Regions from separate parts of the Homo sapiens genome. Here region 1 is linked to region 2. A link is a loop called in an ENCODE intact Hi-C map of the cell type or tissue named here. Cell type or tissue: Caco-2. All regions are shown on one strand. Links, peaks and the distances in the headings refer to the core of each region. The heading gives the core; the rest is flanking DNA.

Region 1 (8,343 bases), core at 27-8,026, 68 kb after region 2:
TTTTTAGATCACTGGTTTGGAAGACCTCATATAATCTTGTTCTCTTCACAATTACAAACCAGCCATAACACATAATTATCACTACTGAGAAATAAATTGTTTTACTATTATCTTTAAAAGTCTCCTTTTTAGTAAAGTTAAGGATACACTGATAATCAGATCTCATTAGAGGCATATTATAAGTCTTTAGGTGTTATAATTTTAAAAGTTAACTTGGGTATTTGGGGGATTTTTAAAATAATGTGTTAGAAACACCAGTCATACACAAGAAAACACATTGTTTTTAGCTTTTTAAATGAAAAAATCCAACATATTTTTGGGTGTTCATTAGAAAATTGATTAGCACAAACAAGTTTATGATGTACAGTTTCGCTGTTGCTGTAATAAGTGCAAAATTTGTTTTGGATTGGACAGTTGATTCTATGTTTTCTTTCACCTTTGGGAATGGCCCTTACAAATGAGAATGTGTATTTGCGTGTGCATGTGTGTGCATATGTGCATCTAGGAGTTGGGCATGAAAATGGGATAGGGCAGTGTCTTGGTTCACTTTTGAAACCATCTGAGTGTGATGGACCTAGAGCATTGCCTTTTGTTACAAACGTGTGGAGAATCAGCAACTTACTGCCTGTTGCCTTCAGTTGTATACCACCTTCATTCCCAAGCCTCCTCTTTCCTAAATTGGAACAAATTATAGGAGGGAATGTGGACTGCTCTTGAATATGCATAGATGGGGATTGAGGTGAAATATCTGAGAGACAAGTGAGAATGTCTAGATTTAAGTAGCTGGGTTTGGGAGATAGTGGGAGCTAAGGCTGAATGAGGAAAGTTAGACCAATTTACAGAGGAATGCAAAGCAGAAGAATTTAGAATTGGTGACTTAGTAAGAAGGGGGTGTTACATTTTTCAAGGCTAGTTTTAATTAGGAAATTTCATATGCTCAGGAAATAATATGGTAGACCCCTGTGAACTCACTGGCTTTATACATTTCACATATGCCAGTGTTTTTTTTCTCTCTCTCTTTCGAGATGAGGATTCTCTTTGTTGCCCAGGCTGGAGTGCAGTGGCTATTCCCAAGTGCAGTCACAACGCACTGCAGCCCAGGACTCCTGGGCTCAAGCAGTCTGTCTCGGCCTCCCAAGTCCCAGCTACTGTTGAGACTATAGGCACACCACTGAACCCAGCTAATCTCTCTTTTAAGAAGTTAAATGTTACTCTGTAGCTAAAGGCCAACTCTCCAGTCCCTTTCCCATTTTCCCCTCTCAAAGGTAGTCACTGTTCTGAAATCAAGATCTGTCACTTCCATGAATGTGTATGACAATGTCATATATTATATACATTAATTATCTACAAATAACATATAGTATTGTTTTTTGTGTTTGAAAATTTATATAAATGGTATGTTTTATCTGTATTTATGCAACTTGTCTGATTTCCTTTACATTTTTTTGAAATTTGTCAATTTAATAGAAATAGATAAAAATCATTTGTATTCTATTGTGTGATCACACCAGAGTCTGTGAATTCCCTAGTCGTGATGTTTGAAAATGTTTTTAATTTTTTACTGTAACAAACAAGGTTGTGGTAGAATCCTGGTATATATCTAGTTGGGTACATAGGTGTTCTCTTGGGGATTAACCTAGAAACAGAATTGCTGGGGTAGTAAGGGATACATATAATTTTCCTAGGTGGTGTTAATTTGTTATATAAAGTAGCTACAACAATTTATATTCCTACTTGTACACAAGTTTTAGGTTCTTTACATTCTTGGTGTCATCAGGCTTAGTTTTTGCCAGTCTAGTGCATGTGAGATGGTATTTCCTTGTTTTAATTTTTGTTTCCCTGATTTTTGATGTGATTTAACATTTTTCATGTGTTGATTGGCCTTTCAAATTCTTCTTCAGTGAATTGACTCTTACTACCTTTCACCACTTTTCAGTTTGCTTTTTGTCTTAAGTTCATTTGTATTCATTTTTATTTTTTATTTATTTTTATTTTTACTTTTGAGATGGAGTATCGCTCTTGTTGCCCAAGCTGAAGTGCAGTGGCACCATCTCGGCCCACTGCAACCTCCTCCTCCCAGGTTCAAGCGATTCTCCTGCCTCAGCCTCCCGAGTAGCTGGGATTACAGGCGGGTGCCACCACGCCCAGCTAATTTTTTGTATTTTTAGTAGAAATGGGGTTTTACCATGTTAGCCAGGCTGGTCTTGAACTCCTGACCTAAGGTGATCCGCCTGCCTTGGCCTTCCAAAGTGCTGGGATTACAGGCGTGAGCCACCGCACCTGGCCTGTAGGCATTTTTTAATATGTGTGCTGGAAATATATTCTCCTAGTCCTAGGTGTCTCTCACATTTGTCTCGTATTTTTCACTGTACAGTACAGAAGTTTAAATTTGTAACAGGTTGGATGGTACGGCAGGTAAAAACACAGATCTACAGCCAGGTAGCCTGGGTTCATATCCCAGCTCTATCCCTTCCTTACTGTCTAACCTTGGGCAAGTTACTTAACATCTCACTCTGTGCACAGCTTTTCCCATCTGGAAAATGGAAGCAACAGTACCTACCTCTTAGGGTTTTTGTGAAGATTAAATTAGTTAATAAATGTAAAACCCTTATAATACTTTCTTAAACAGAGTAAATGCCATGTCAGTGTTATATGCGCATTTTTGGAAACTTGTTTCAAAGAAATTTTTCCTTACCCACAAAGTCATTAAAATATTTTCTATACTTTTAAGTTGTGCTTAAAGTAGAGTTTATGGTTTGAGGTAGGGATTAATAATATCAGTTTTCAAAATGAGAAGGTGGTTGTCACAAGGCTACTTATTAAAGTCTACTCTTTCTCTGCTGACTTAGAATTTTGCCTCTCTCAAAGACTATGCTGCTGGCTTATTTAGATCTGTATCAGTTACCTGCTTTAACGACTGAACCATTAAAATGAGGTATTTGTCATATCTCTTATTTTATTTTTTTTGAGACAGAGTCTTGCTCTGTCACCCAGGGTGGAGTGCAGTGGCGTGATCTTGGCTCACTGCAAACTCTGCCTCCTGGGTTCAAGCTATTTCTGGCTGATTTTTGTATTTCTAGTAGAGACAGGGTTTCACTATGTTGGCCAGGCTGGTCTCGAACTCCTGACCTCAAGTGATCATCCCGCCTTGGCTTCCCAAAGTGCTAGGATTACACGCATGAGCCACTGTGCCTGGCCATTATAATAGGTTCTGATATTTGTTAGATGGTTTTTAACTTATTTAGTTTTTAAATTTTTAAAATCTATTTAATTTTACTTTAAAAAAAAGAAATATATCCAAAATATGTAGAGTCAGGCTCAAGTTTTGCAGACATGGGTGAAAACAACAACAAGGGTGGCATTCAGGACAGTTAGATTGAACCACTGACAGGACTGATTTGCCACCAGGAGCATTTCTTCTTCATGGTTCTGGTGACAGTGCAGCTGGGCTAAGAAAAAGTGCAGCAGATACAAGCTTTTCTCCTTAATCTTCTTTATCTCTTTGTTTATTTTAGGTCTTCTTTCATGTTCTTCAAATACATTTCACAATTTTCTTCATGAAGATCTTGGACTACTTTTGTTGGATTTCTTCATATATATCTTATATTTTGGGGGTATATTACAAATTATATCCTAAAAAGTATGTGAAAAAAATTTTTTTTGGTGCATCAGCATGTTGTTGATTTTTGTGTATTGATTCTGTTTCTAGCAACTTTGCTGGTTCTTACCAATTTTAATTTTTTTTTGATTTTTTGGATTTCCTTTGTAGATGCTCCTAATAATTTTTGAATAATGAAAGCTGTGTTTCTCTCCTCCCATTGTTATTTTGTATTTACACTTAGTTGTCTAAAACCCCACCACAATGCTGAATAGATGTGGTGAAAGTCCACACCCTGTCTTATTCCTGAATTTTGGAGAAAATGTTTATGATTTATTTTTATCTTACCATTAGCTAGAATAATCTTTCCTATCTTTTGTCACTGAGTGTGATTTTTGCTTTGGCTTTTTGATCGGTATTTATCAGTTTAAAAATTTGGAAGGATTTATTATTAACCTTTCTCTTAAATAATTTTGCCAAGGGCTGTTACTTTTCTCTCCTTTAATGAAGCTTTATGTATTCTTTCTATTGTAAGTTTCTCTTCTTTCTCCTACCATTGGGTTTGTTTTATGTGACTCTTTTTTAAGTTTGCATTTTTAAAAATATGGGTTTTTAAAATAGTTTTTATTCCCCTTTTATCTTTTTATTTTTCTGTTTAATATTTTTTATTTTATTATTTTATTATTATTATTATTTTTGAAATGGAGTCTCACTCTGTTGCCCAGGCTGGAGTGCAGTGGCACAATCTCGGCTCACTGCAGCCTCTGCCTCTCGGGTTCAAGTGATTCTCCTGCTTCAGCCTCCCAAGTAGCTGGGATTACAGGTGCCCACCATCACACCCGGCTATTTTTTAAAAAATATTTTGGTAGAGACAGAGTTTCACCATGTTGGCCAGACTGCTCTTGAACAACTGACCTCAAGTGATCCACCCGCTTCGGCCTCCCAAAGTGTTGGGATTACAGGCGTGAGCCACCGCGCCCAGCCCCCTTTTATCTTTTTAGTCAGTTTAAAATATTTTGTTTTAGTCTCCTTCAGTTAGTTCTGTCATCTCAAGTTCTTGGGAGCTTTTATCCTTCTTTTGTTATATTTGTCATATCTCTCTCATGGTAAATTTTTTTCTTAGTCATTTTGTGATTTTTTGATTGGCAGCAATGTTTTTATTTTTTTCTTTGGGAATCCTGTAAGGGCTGGGATTTGGAAGGGTCCCTCCTGAGCAAATTTTGGATATGCGTTTATGAGCTTTTCTCCCCCAAATGCCGTCACCTCTTGTAATCAGCTTTTATTTGAATTGTTTGTCTTGAGGATTCCTGCATGCCTGAGGCAGTGTACTCTTAGACTGCAAGCATGGGCATGATAGGCTCTTGTTTGATAGGCTCGTGTTTCTCTTTCTTGAAAACTTTTTGAAGAGACTGAAAAGTCTTTGCTCTCTTTCTGGATAGGTTGTTGTGGTTTTTCTCTAACCCCTGACACTGAAAATACAGCTTTTTGGAGATCCCAGTTATGCAAGGGTCTCAGTTCCACTTCCTAGCTCTGCTATGAAACCTAAATCCTTTCCCGTTAGGGACTGTTCTGATCCAGGAACTCCTTCCCCACCTGCTCATGGGACCCCACAGCACCAGCTGTATGCTTACAGTTCTAGCTTTCGATTCTCCTTTCATTTCTGACCTGTAGGAATTTCCCATAGTTTTTCTGTGCTCACTTACGTATTTAAATAAAATGTTACAGTCTTTTCAGTGTTTTAAAATATTTGTAGCTGAAAGGATTCTGTGGTAGCTCAGTTGCCCATGTTCCAAGAACCCTCTGTGGTGGGCTAAATAACCACACACTCCAAAAAGTCGTTCATATCCTAATCCTTGAAACCTACAAACACGTTACTTTACATAACTAAAAGGACTTTGAAGATGTGATTAAATGAAGAATCTTGAGATGGGGAGATTATTCTGGATTATCTGGGTGAGCTTTATGGAATCACACAGGTCCTTGGAAGAGGGAGGAAAGAGGGTCAGAGTCAAAAAATGATGTGCATATTTGAGGGGTTTGAACATGATATGCTCCTGGCTTTGAAGACAGAGGAAGGGGTTATATGCCAAGGAATGCAGAAAACCCTCAGAAACTAGACGAAGCAAGGAAACAGATTCTCCCTCTGGAGCTTTCAGGAGTACAACCTGACCAACACAGCCTCCAGAACTGTAAGGCAATACATTTGTGTTATTTTAAGCCACTACACTTGTGTTAATTTGCAAAAGCAGCGATAGGAAACCCTCTTTGATGGTTTTAGAGGACTGCCTGGTAGTGGTAATTAGGGTAGACTGAAAACTATATTGAAGACACAGCAGAATCAACTTGGTGAGGAATGCCCTTGACAGAGGGTTATGTAGAAGGAAGCAGCCTCTTTTTTGCCTCTATCTGCAGGAAAAGAAAAAAACCAGAACAGAGGTACTTGTGAATATTCTAGATAACATTCTCAATAATAGCATAAAGCCTAATCTGAGAACTAAATAGTGTTTTCTCCCCTCTTTTTGGTTGTAGAGATCTTTTCTTTACATTTACATTAATAGATTCTCATTATTAATGAGCCTATTAGTTGGCAACTGAGTGAGCATTGAAGAGTTTCCTCATTTTGCCGAAACGATGATGCAGATAATGTATTTGCTTTGCGGCGAGGATGCCCATGAGGGTACCAGAACACTTCACCCCAGCTACATGATAAGGATTCCACTGATGGTAAAATTCCAGGCAGGTTCTATAACAGTGAGAGGTTCCTGATTTGTCAAACTCCAAATAGGTGAATTGTTCTGTATTTCTTTTCTAGGACTGCTGTAGCAAATTACCACGAACATGGTGACTCAAAATAACAGAAATTTATCCCCTCACAGTCCTGGAGACCAGAAGTCCAAAATCAAGGTGTCCACAGAGTCAGGCTCTCTCAGGGACCTGGGGGAGAATCTGTTCTTGCGTCTTCCATTTTCTGGTGGCTGCTGGCATTCCTTGTGGCTGCATTAGTCTCTGCCTCTTTTTTTTATGTCACTTTCTACATTGTGTGTGTCTCTCTCTAATTTCCCTGTGCCTCTCTCTTAAGGATACCTGTTATGACATTTAGGGCCCACCTCATAATCTAGGATAAGCACCTCCTTTAAAGATCCTTAATTTAGTTCCATCTTTTACCACATAAGATAATGTTTATCCTTGGCCGGGCGCGGTGGCTCATGCCTGTAATCCCAGCAATTTGGGAGGCCGAGGCAGGTGGATCACCTGAGGTCAGGAGTTCGAGACCAGCCTGGCCAACATGGTGAAACCCCGTCTCTACTAAAAATACAAAAATTAGCTGGACGTGGTGGCATATGCCTGTAATCCCAGCTACTGGGAAGGCTGAGGTGGGAGAATCACTTGAACGCGGGAGGTGGAGGTCGCAGTGAGCCGAAATTGCGCCACTGCACTCCAGCCCGGGTGAGAGAGCAAAACTCTGTCTCCAAAAAATAAAATAAAATAAAAAATAAATAAATAATAAATACTTATTCTTTTACTACTGAAGATTATATTCACAGAGGGGTCAGCTGGGCTATTCTGTTTATCTGAATTTTTTTGTGTGTCAGGGGGAGATTATTGTTCTATACTCTTACTCGCCTTATAAAAAATCTTGGGGGGGGGCGGTTAGCAATTATTTGATTATTTGTCCTATTGTAATTTTTCATTCTCTTCTATACCGACTTCTAGAGCAGGGGTCCGAAAACTACAGCCCACAGCCAGATCCATCTCATTGACTATTTTTGTACAGCCTGCTAACTTAGAATGGTTTCACATTTTTGAATGTTAAAAAAAAAAAAAAAGGAGGAATGATATTTTGTGATGCATTAAAATTATATGAATTCAAATTTTGGTATGTATAAATAGTTATTGGAACACAGCCCTGCCTGCTCATTTGTTTACATATTGTCTGTCACTGCTTTTGTGTACAGGGGCAGAGTTGGGTAGTTGTGGCAGAGACCATGTGATCTGCAAAGCCTGATAATAAATATCTGGCCGTTTGCAGAGAAAGTTTGCCAAGCCCTGTTCTAATAGGGATGTCTTGTCTCTGGCTTTTAGCACATAGCATCAAGTACTTGTCGGTGAATAATTAACTTTTAATTTACTATTTAAGCAGGTGTAACTTTTAATATTCTCATATTTAAGGATTTCAGTAATATAGTAAGGATGTAGTATAATTCCCAAAAGGATTTAAAGAATCTTTTAAAGATCTTAAAGAACTATGGGGTTAGAAGAATTTTATTAGTAATACTCTTATTCATGCTTCTTATCTTTTTTGGCTCTAAGACTTAAAAGATACAATGTAATTCTTCTGGTGAATTTAACTGAATTAGGATATATGCATCACACCCAGGACTTGGGTGTTGGCAAATGTGATGGTTGATTTTATATGTGAACTTGGCTAGGCTGTGGTGCCCAGTTGTTTGGTCAAGCACTAGTCTAGATGTTGCCGCAAAAATATTTGTAGATGTGACTAACATTTACAATCAGTTGACTTTAAATCCTATTACCTTCCATCATGTGAGTGGGCCTTATCCCATCAGTTGAAGACCTTAAGAACAAAGATTAAGGTTTTCTGAGGAAGAAGGAATTCTGCTTGAGTTTCCAGCCTGCTGGCCAGCTCTACAAATTTCTGACTTGCCAGTCACGACAATCATGTGAGCCAATTCTTTAAAATCTCTCTGTCTCTGTTTCACTGTTGGATTTTCACTCAATAGATA
Region 2 (8,343 bases), core at 317-8,316:
GAAAGTCAAGGATATTTCTAAATGAATGCTTTTTATCCCAGCAGCTCATCAAGATTCCTTCCCTGTACCCACTAAGAGACCAAATATGAGAATCTGCCTATATTAAAGATAATTGCTGGCCTGCTATGTCTAAGGGATATTTCGAAAATGAGGTCATATCCTCATAGAATATCCATTGTATTATTGGACTGTGGCTCTGCCATTGAAAAAATGTGAATCTTCTTCCCAGTTCCCTCACAGGTCGACTATACTGCTTTGTTCCTACTGTTCTGTTCCCCTCACCCCATTGGGCACAATATGATGATAAAAGGTGTCAATCCTGAAAGTCAGTCTTTTCTAAGCAACCCTCCAGGTTACTGTTATAGTTCCAGCAGTGTCGGCTCTGTACCTCCCACGCAAGTGACGGCTTTTACTCTCCACTTCTGTTCTAGCAATATGCTCCCCTGCTGGCCGTGTTCAGCTCCCAAGGCCAGTCAGAGCTGATCCTCCTCCAGAAGGTTCAGGAATACTGCTACGACAACATCCATTTCATGAAAGCCTTTCAGAAGATTGTGGTTCTCTTTTATAAAGGTATCCATCCACGTGCCACTGCTGTGCTTCTGTGTTTTGCTGAAGCTCTTTGAGAGGCAGAGCAGGCAATGAGGCAGAGGAGGTCATGGGGCTCTGTTTAGAGAGGGACAGCAAGATGCTAATTTGTGAAAGTTTTATTGAGGCAACCATACCATGTAGAGAGAGGAGGCATACACGCCATATATGCGTTGCCTTGGAAACCCTGCTTAGGCCCCTGGGCACTTCTCATTGGTAGATGAACTGGTAATTGTTTCTTGGGGTTGGTGGAAAAAAAATGTAATTATATAAAATTGAGCCTGTTTTTGAATTGTAAGGATTAGCTCTAATAACAATGATTATCAAAATAGTATATATATTATGTTCAGACTCTTTTAGGTACCATAAATCTGACTTTAAAATTACTGAAGTAATTAGCCTTTTTACTTTGTATTTTAGTTACTTGGCCCAGCCATTCTCCTGTTTTCCAAGGGAATGGCTATTTTTAGGTTTTCACATTTACTGTCTTTTCATTGTATTTATAAGGATTAGGTTGCTATGACAACTGGCACTAAAATATGAATGCTAAAGGTTTTAACCGATCCCAATCTGTATACCTACAGCATACAGAAATGTCCTAGGCTATTTTTTGGGCCTACATTTATGTAGTTTTGTGAGGGAGAAAAAGGAACACTTAAGAAGTGGTACATTTTGAACATTATAACATGTTTATTTTATGTTATTATGTTCATAAATATCATATCAGAAAAGTTAAAATAATACCAGCCAAATGTTTATTTTCCCTTTCATGTGTTCCTAAATTTGTCTCTTTTGAATTATATCTTGGGAATTTGGAAAATAAAGGTTTTAGATAAATAATAGCTCTTTTAAAAATGCTTAATAGCATTTCACAATGAATTTTTATTGGCCACGTAGATTCCTCAAATGAATGAATCTTGTCCACAAGTGTTTGGGTGATATTTTACTTTTTCAGGGCACAGAGGTATTCAGCAACAATTATAATAGTCAGGAGGAAAATATGATGGCCACCCATTGCCACTTGAAGTTCAGTAATTGGTATTTTCTCCAACCAGACCTGAGTTGGGTCTTCTTGGATTTAGTCATAAGATAGCAGTGTCCTAAAACTAGGCCCCACCCAATGATACCCAAAGTGATCCACCCATCAGAACCAAACCTGCAAGCCATGTTACCAATTCATAGATGGTACCCAGCAGCCAAGAACGAGAAGTGGGGCCCAACCTTCTGTGGCCACAGCTGGCTCCATTTGTAAAACTGGCAGAGAGACCTATGGGACAGGTTTCACATTTGTTTTGAGGGTGGTCAATTTTTTCCACTACGGAAAACCAAACTGTTCGTAAACTAGTTAGTTACCTGAACATAGTTTGCTTTCTTGTCATATAAAAGATAACCCAACCAGTGTTTCTCACCAATTTTTTTTTTTAACTGAGACATCGTTGTCGGAGTCTCATCTTCAGGAGCACCCTATCGTATTATTGTAATGAAATCACAAAGAATCAGCAAACCCATTGTTACGGGAAATGACATCTAGGTGGCACATGAACTATTAAAATCCTTCAGATTTCTCATTTTAACCACTAATGCCAACCTCCTTTTCCTTTAGACTTAGACTTCTTATAACAACTACTGACAGGTAGTAAAACTGGCTACTTTGAGTTTTTTCTTCTTCATCAGCCCCAGATGCTAAGGGTCAGTATGACCTGAAATTAGAAAATAACTCAAGAAGTAAGCACTAGGAAGTAAAAAGAAGAGGCATGAGCTCTTAGGCTCATTGATTAACTAGGTAATCAGCGTTTAAATAACCTAAAGTTAGTGAGGTCTGTGGCAAGTATGACCTGGCCCCAGGGAACACAGGAAGGGTGAGTGTCAACATCAATTTTATTTCTGCCTTAGTTATTTTTGGAAATGAAATTGGGAAACTTTTTTAAAAATGTAAACCTAAAACACATCACTGAACTAACATTTTCAATACCATTTTCTAGGTAATTTTGTAATTTTCCACAGAATGATATATATAGTCTGTTTTCTTAAGTGAAATGATTCCATGTTTTCTCTGGAGAACATGCAATCCCTGAGGAATGATTGTTCCATACCACCGTTAAGAGCGTTACTGTGTTAACTATGTTTACCATCTTGTCTCTTTTTTGCCAGATTTTTACTTTCACCTTATTTTGTCCACCAAACACTTGTGCACCAGGAGACATGTATTTGATTTGTTTCTGTAAAGATTTGGATGCTCTCATTCCGTGTTTTATATGCCTAGAGGGAGACTTAGTAAACAGTGAGTGTTAAAGCACTCCTTTCCTAATATGCCTAAGAATTACCCAGAGAGCTTGTTATAAAACACAGCTCCCCCAGAGATTCTGATTCAGTAGGGCCAGGGTTGGGCCTGAGAATTTTCATTTTAACAAGTTTCCAAGCTGATGCTCTGACTGTTGTACCAGGACCACTGGTGTAAAGTGTATAGCATTCAAGAAGCAACAGATGCTATGAACTCCAGTGACATGTTCAAGATTATACTTACCTTTGATTTCATGTACATACCCACATTTTACACATATGGAGTAGTGTCTTCTCTGCTTCTTTTACCAAGTTTCTGTGGATTCCTTTTGTTTGTCATAAGGAACGTAGTGCTCTAAAACAAGTTTTTAAAATGTAATGGAAACCGTTGCTCCATTTTAATTTTCATTTTTATCTCTCTCTGACACACAGAGCACACACAAACATATACATGGACACACACACACCTCCCCTTTCCCAACATGTCCAGAACTTGATGATAGCAGAAACTTGGGCATATGATTAGCCATGTCCCCCTTGGCAAATCTAATTACTTAATTGAATATCATTATTGAAAGATTTATAAATCTTTTACATAAATAACAGTGGAATAAAAGCAAATAAACTAAATAATGCTAGTCAGCAAAGAAAAAAGTGGTGATGGGTCATTTTGCAAAGACTCTCTGTATTAAAATCTAGATTTGCATATTTTTAAGGTAGTAAGAAACAGTAAATCCATTGCTAACTTTCAAGCATCACATTATTGACTTTTAAAAATAATTTTCTCTTCTTTTTTCCCTGAAGATAAGTCCCATAGACTCAGCATGGTCTAAAATGTGTAAAACTACCTTGTCAAGTACTGTTATTATCTCTATCATGGGTTTTCTTGTTTGCAGAAATTTTTTAGGTTAAATTCTATCCTGCATGCAAATTTTTCTAAAAGGAGTTTTTTATTCTAGTTCTAAAAAAGGGTGAGTGCCCTTCTCAGCATATATTCCCAGCATTCTTAGGGTAAATTATTTTTGACTTGTGTCCCTATGTGACATTCCTAATAAAAAAATTTCTGAATTTCAAGAGTTTCAAGTGACATAGTTTCAGACTAAGTTTCTAAATAACTAACATGATCTAAAATTTAGCAGTTCTCAAGCCACTTTTACAGTATTGTCTCTTCGATCCTCATGAATACATTAGAACTCTACAAATTGAGAAATATTTATTTTTTCTCATCAAGTTAACAAATTTATTCCTTAAACGTGTGTTGAATCGATACTATAGGGCAGGTCTTTCATTAAATGCTGGAAATGAGATGAACAAAATATAGTCCCTGACTTCCTGAATTTCAGGATGTAGAAGAAAACAAAGAATTACACTCACCATGTCAATTGCTGAAATAAGCCTCACACAGAGGGTGTCAGAAGGGATAGGACCACAGAGGGAGGGCACCTAACTTGTTAAAGGTAATTTGGAGGGGGAGAAGTGAAGGCTCTCAAGGTACATGTATCTCACCAGACATTATGAAGAAGTTGGCCAGATAGAAGGGGAAAACATATATTCCAGTCTCTATGTGCCATCATACAATGTCTTCCTTTCTTACTGTCTTTTACTGTTATTCTATATTCCTAATAGGCATTTATGAAATATCCCACCAAAAATGGTTTCTCAGTTTTAATTAACTCTTTTCCCTACTTTATCCTTAGTGAGGGAAAAAATTGTCTGAATTCTTTGTCCCTCAAGGAGTTCCTTCCTTTTCAGACCTTTCCTTTCACTAAATAGAAGTTTAATTTCTTCTTAAACTCTTCGATGTTCATACTTTGCCTCATATGGTGCTCTGTGTAGATACTTCAGTAGCTTTTAATTAATAATTCTCTGGTACTAGAAGTTTGATCTTTCAGCAAGTAGTTGTTACTACCCTGGGTTCTTCTAAGAACTCCACATTGCGCCGTTAATATGTAGACTTATTTTAAATTCTCCTTCCTATTCTTAACATTAAATATTCTCAATTAATGGTAACTTAAGAATATCAAGGCACAAGATTTGCAATAAACAATGCATTTGATAGGTTTTACCTATCATTTAGTGTGCTTTTCACAAGCACTGACATTGACAAGCATTTTAGTAGTTGCATGGTCTCCTTCAGCCTCTGTGAGGCAATAAAACACAGGAATGTGCTCTCAACCTTCAAAAGGAAAGCTCAGACAAATAGTATCACTAAACTGCAGTCTACATCAGCTTTCCAACCTGTACTTTGTATCATCCTCAATTCATTAAGGTGTGGAGAAAAAAAACAATTCTCCTTTCCATGTTTGTCACAGTTTAAAATTATATTGTTTGTGCAGAACATTAATAATGATAGTTTAATAGTGCATGAATATAATTTATAAACTCAAAAATATACATATGTTGGGTGTATATGCTCAAAATTATCCTACAGGCAGGAAGACATGATCCAAACAGTTTGATAATTACTGATCTAATCATAAGCATCTTAAAGATAATTTACAAGTTATATAAAAGGGTCTTTTAAAATCCCTGTTAATGTTCTTTAAAAGTCTCTGCAAGGCAGTCTTACACAATAACAGGTCACTTCCTCGGGACACAACTGCCTGCTCCTCAGCTCTATGACAATTAGGCTCTGATGGCTGGTAGAAATTTCTTTTATCTCAGTGGAGAGCTGGAAACAAAGAGCTAAAATAACTAGAAGCTAAGAATAAGTCTACAGGACCCCTGATTGTAGCTCTTACATCCAGGCTCTATAAGTAAATCCAGACTTCTTGCTTCCTTTGCAAAATGTAATGTTTTTAGTGATGATAATAAACATGTTTTTTTAAAAAACCTTTTATTTTCATAAACAAATCATGTTCATTTTAGTCAGCTCAGCCTCTTCAATTTAATTCAAGAACATTTTCCAAGAGCCAATAATTCTTTAAAAATAAAAAAAGCCAATGTTTTTGTTATGAAACTACCAGTGATGTTTTAAATGAAAACAATATTAAATTGTTTCTGTCATTTTCATAAGTTGAAATTATATTTTAACTGAAAAGATATCATTAAAGTAATTTATTAACATTATATGGCTTTATCAGTATTTGTAATGAATTGAGCACATCTCGGGGACAATAATAAATGCTTTGTACCTGTTTTCTGTCTCGTTTCCCACTACAGATTCCCAAACAACAACCCATTAGAACATTGGAACATTAGAAGAATGTTAGAACAACCCATTAGAACATTGGGAGACTATGTACACTTATTTTTATATTCTCCTTCCTATTCTTAACATTAAATACTCTCAATTAATGTTATGTTGAGAATATCAAGGCACATTTGTGGAATTTAGAGTTTTAGACAAAAGATAGTTAACATTTTTTGTTGTTTTTAGAAACCTGTAGGAAATTAGCTAATATGTCTATTTTGTCTTAATGTAGTAGAGGAAAAATATTACTCTTGTAATTTGGGATATACTGTGGGAAAATAAGTCGTGATTTAGTGATGGAGAAAGTGTAGAACTTCAGTTTAGGTGTGTATTACTCCCACAACATAGCCCAGAAGTTCCTCTTTATATCTAATTGCTAACATCATTATTGCATACTATCTACATTTTTTTCCTTTGTCATTTTTCTCCTAAAAAAAGAAAATCCCAATCTCCTTAAAAGACACTGGTCATTTGAGGTTACTCTTTAATCAAGATATGGTTGAACTTGGCAGGACCCAAAATGTTCTAAAATGCTGGAATTGCTGGTTCATTTGCAAAATTACAAAACAATTCTATTTCCTACCAGCAAATTAGCACTGTGAGAGATTTCCAAGTCCTAGTAGTGAGCTATAGGCTTGCATTATATCATGCCTAAGAAGATGTATATCATCATCATCAGTACTTAAGCCTTTAGTAAGCTATCAAAATATGGCACTATGCTACATGAAAATCAACTTGGTTCCTCTCTTCTGATAAGTAACAGAATGCTTTATATTTAAAATGATTGCTTTCTATTAAACTGTAATACATGAAGTTGTTTTGAAACATGACATTTGTATAGTAACTTTGAAATCTTTGATTTAAAATTGCAGCTGATGTTCTGAGCGAAGAAGCAATACTGAAATGGTATAAGGAAGCACATGTTGCTAAAGGCAAAAGTGTTTTTCTTGACCAGATGAAGAAATTTGTTGAGTGGTTACAAAATGCAGAAGAAGGTATGATTCTGTTTACAAACATTGATGACCTTTAAACACTGTCTCATTATATGTCAAAATATTTACCTCTTCCACAGATTTTACTTGATTTTCTAAAACTAAAATTCTAGAGTTATCTTTCGTATCAAACATTTTGCCAACATCTTAGCTTTCCTTTCTGAAATCACGGCAATAAAAATCTCTACATGTAAAAACAAAGAAAGAAATGAAATGCTTAAATTATCCACTCTGATGGAGGACAATAAGGAAGAAATGATTAGTAGATGTGAAAGGAGAAAAATACATTTAGCTTAATCACGCATTATGGAATTCTATAGATTTTTATGACACCTTTACCAATTAACTGGCAATTTTAAATAATGGAAATATAAAGTGGAAGGATAATAATGAGTAAGAGTGAATTCAGGCCAGGTGTGGTGGCTCACACCTGTAATCCCAGCACTTTGGGAAGCAGAGGTGGGTGGATCACCTGAGGTCAGGAGTTTGAGAGCAGGCTGGCCAACATAGTGAAACCCTGTCTCTATTAAAAACACAAAAAAATTAGCCAGGTATGGTGGCTCACGCCTGTAGTCCCAGGTACTCGGGAGGGTGAGGCAGGAGAACCACTTGAACCAGGAGGCAGAGGTTGCAGTGAGCCAAGATTGCGCCACTGCACGCCAGCCTGGATGACAGAGCAAGACTCCATCTCGATAAATAAATAAATAAAGTGAATTCAATTAAGAATAAAAAGTTCAGGCCAGGCACGGTGGCTCACGCCTGTAATCCCAGCACTTTGGGAGGCCAAGGCGGGCAGATCATGAGGTCGGGAGATCGAGACCATCTTGCCTAACACAGTGAAACCGTGTCTCTACTAAAAATATAAAAAATTAGCCGGGCATGGTGGTGGGCACCTGTAGTCACAGCTACTCGGGAGGCTGAGGCAGGAGAATGGCATGAACACAGGAGGCGGAGGTTGCAGTGAGCCAAGATCACAGCACTGCACTCCAGGCTGGGCAACAGAGTGAGACTCCATCTCAAAAAAAAAAAAAAAAAAGAATAAAAAGTTTATCTTAGGTGATCCAAAGAAGAAAAGTTATATTGTTTAATTTTATATATATTCAAATTTTTATATAATTTATATGTATAAATTTAATATATATAAAATGTATTCATTTATAGGTATTTGTATATGTATGCATGTTGCATTTTTAGACAGGCAAAATTTACGTGAAAGCAGAAAAGAGCAAGAGTTTGCTATCTGCCCTCATGTGACTATTTTACCTTATAATGGGTGCCTAGGGTAAAAGTATG

What was found. A loop is a pair of places that touch in the nucleus more often than their neighbours do. Peaks named below come from ENCODE experiments on the same cell type or tissue, not always from the same donor. Only the 100,000 strongest peaks of a DNase experiment are listed, where the experiment ranks them.
Region 1: a loop joins it to region 2, with 3 times the contacts of the local background. A loop is called at or near these places in 5 of 110 quality-filtered maps.

What each region holds. Positions count from the first base shown.
Region 1 is chr7:16,765,928-16,774,270 of GRCh38, forward strand. All of the region lies in intron 1 of TSPAN13 (tetraspanin 13), which reads left to right. Among named protein-coding and RNA genes, the nearest start is that of TSPAN13, 16 kb to the left of the region's middle. In Caco-2, for the core only: no CTCF peak of the experiment used is centred there; a DNase peak (open chromatin) is centred at 4,923.
Region 2 is chr7:16,697,617-16,705,959 of GRCh38, forward strand. It overlaps BZW2 (basic leucine zipper and W2 domains 2), which reads left to right. Exons shown (of 12, transcript NM_014038.3): 10 at 432-570; 11 at 6,931-7,053. Among named protein-coding and RNA genes, the nearest start is that of TSPAN13, 52 kb to the right of the region's middle. In Caco-2, for the core only: no CTCF peak of the experiment used is centred there; no DNase peak of the experiment used is centred there.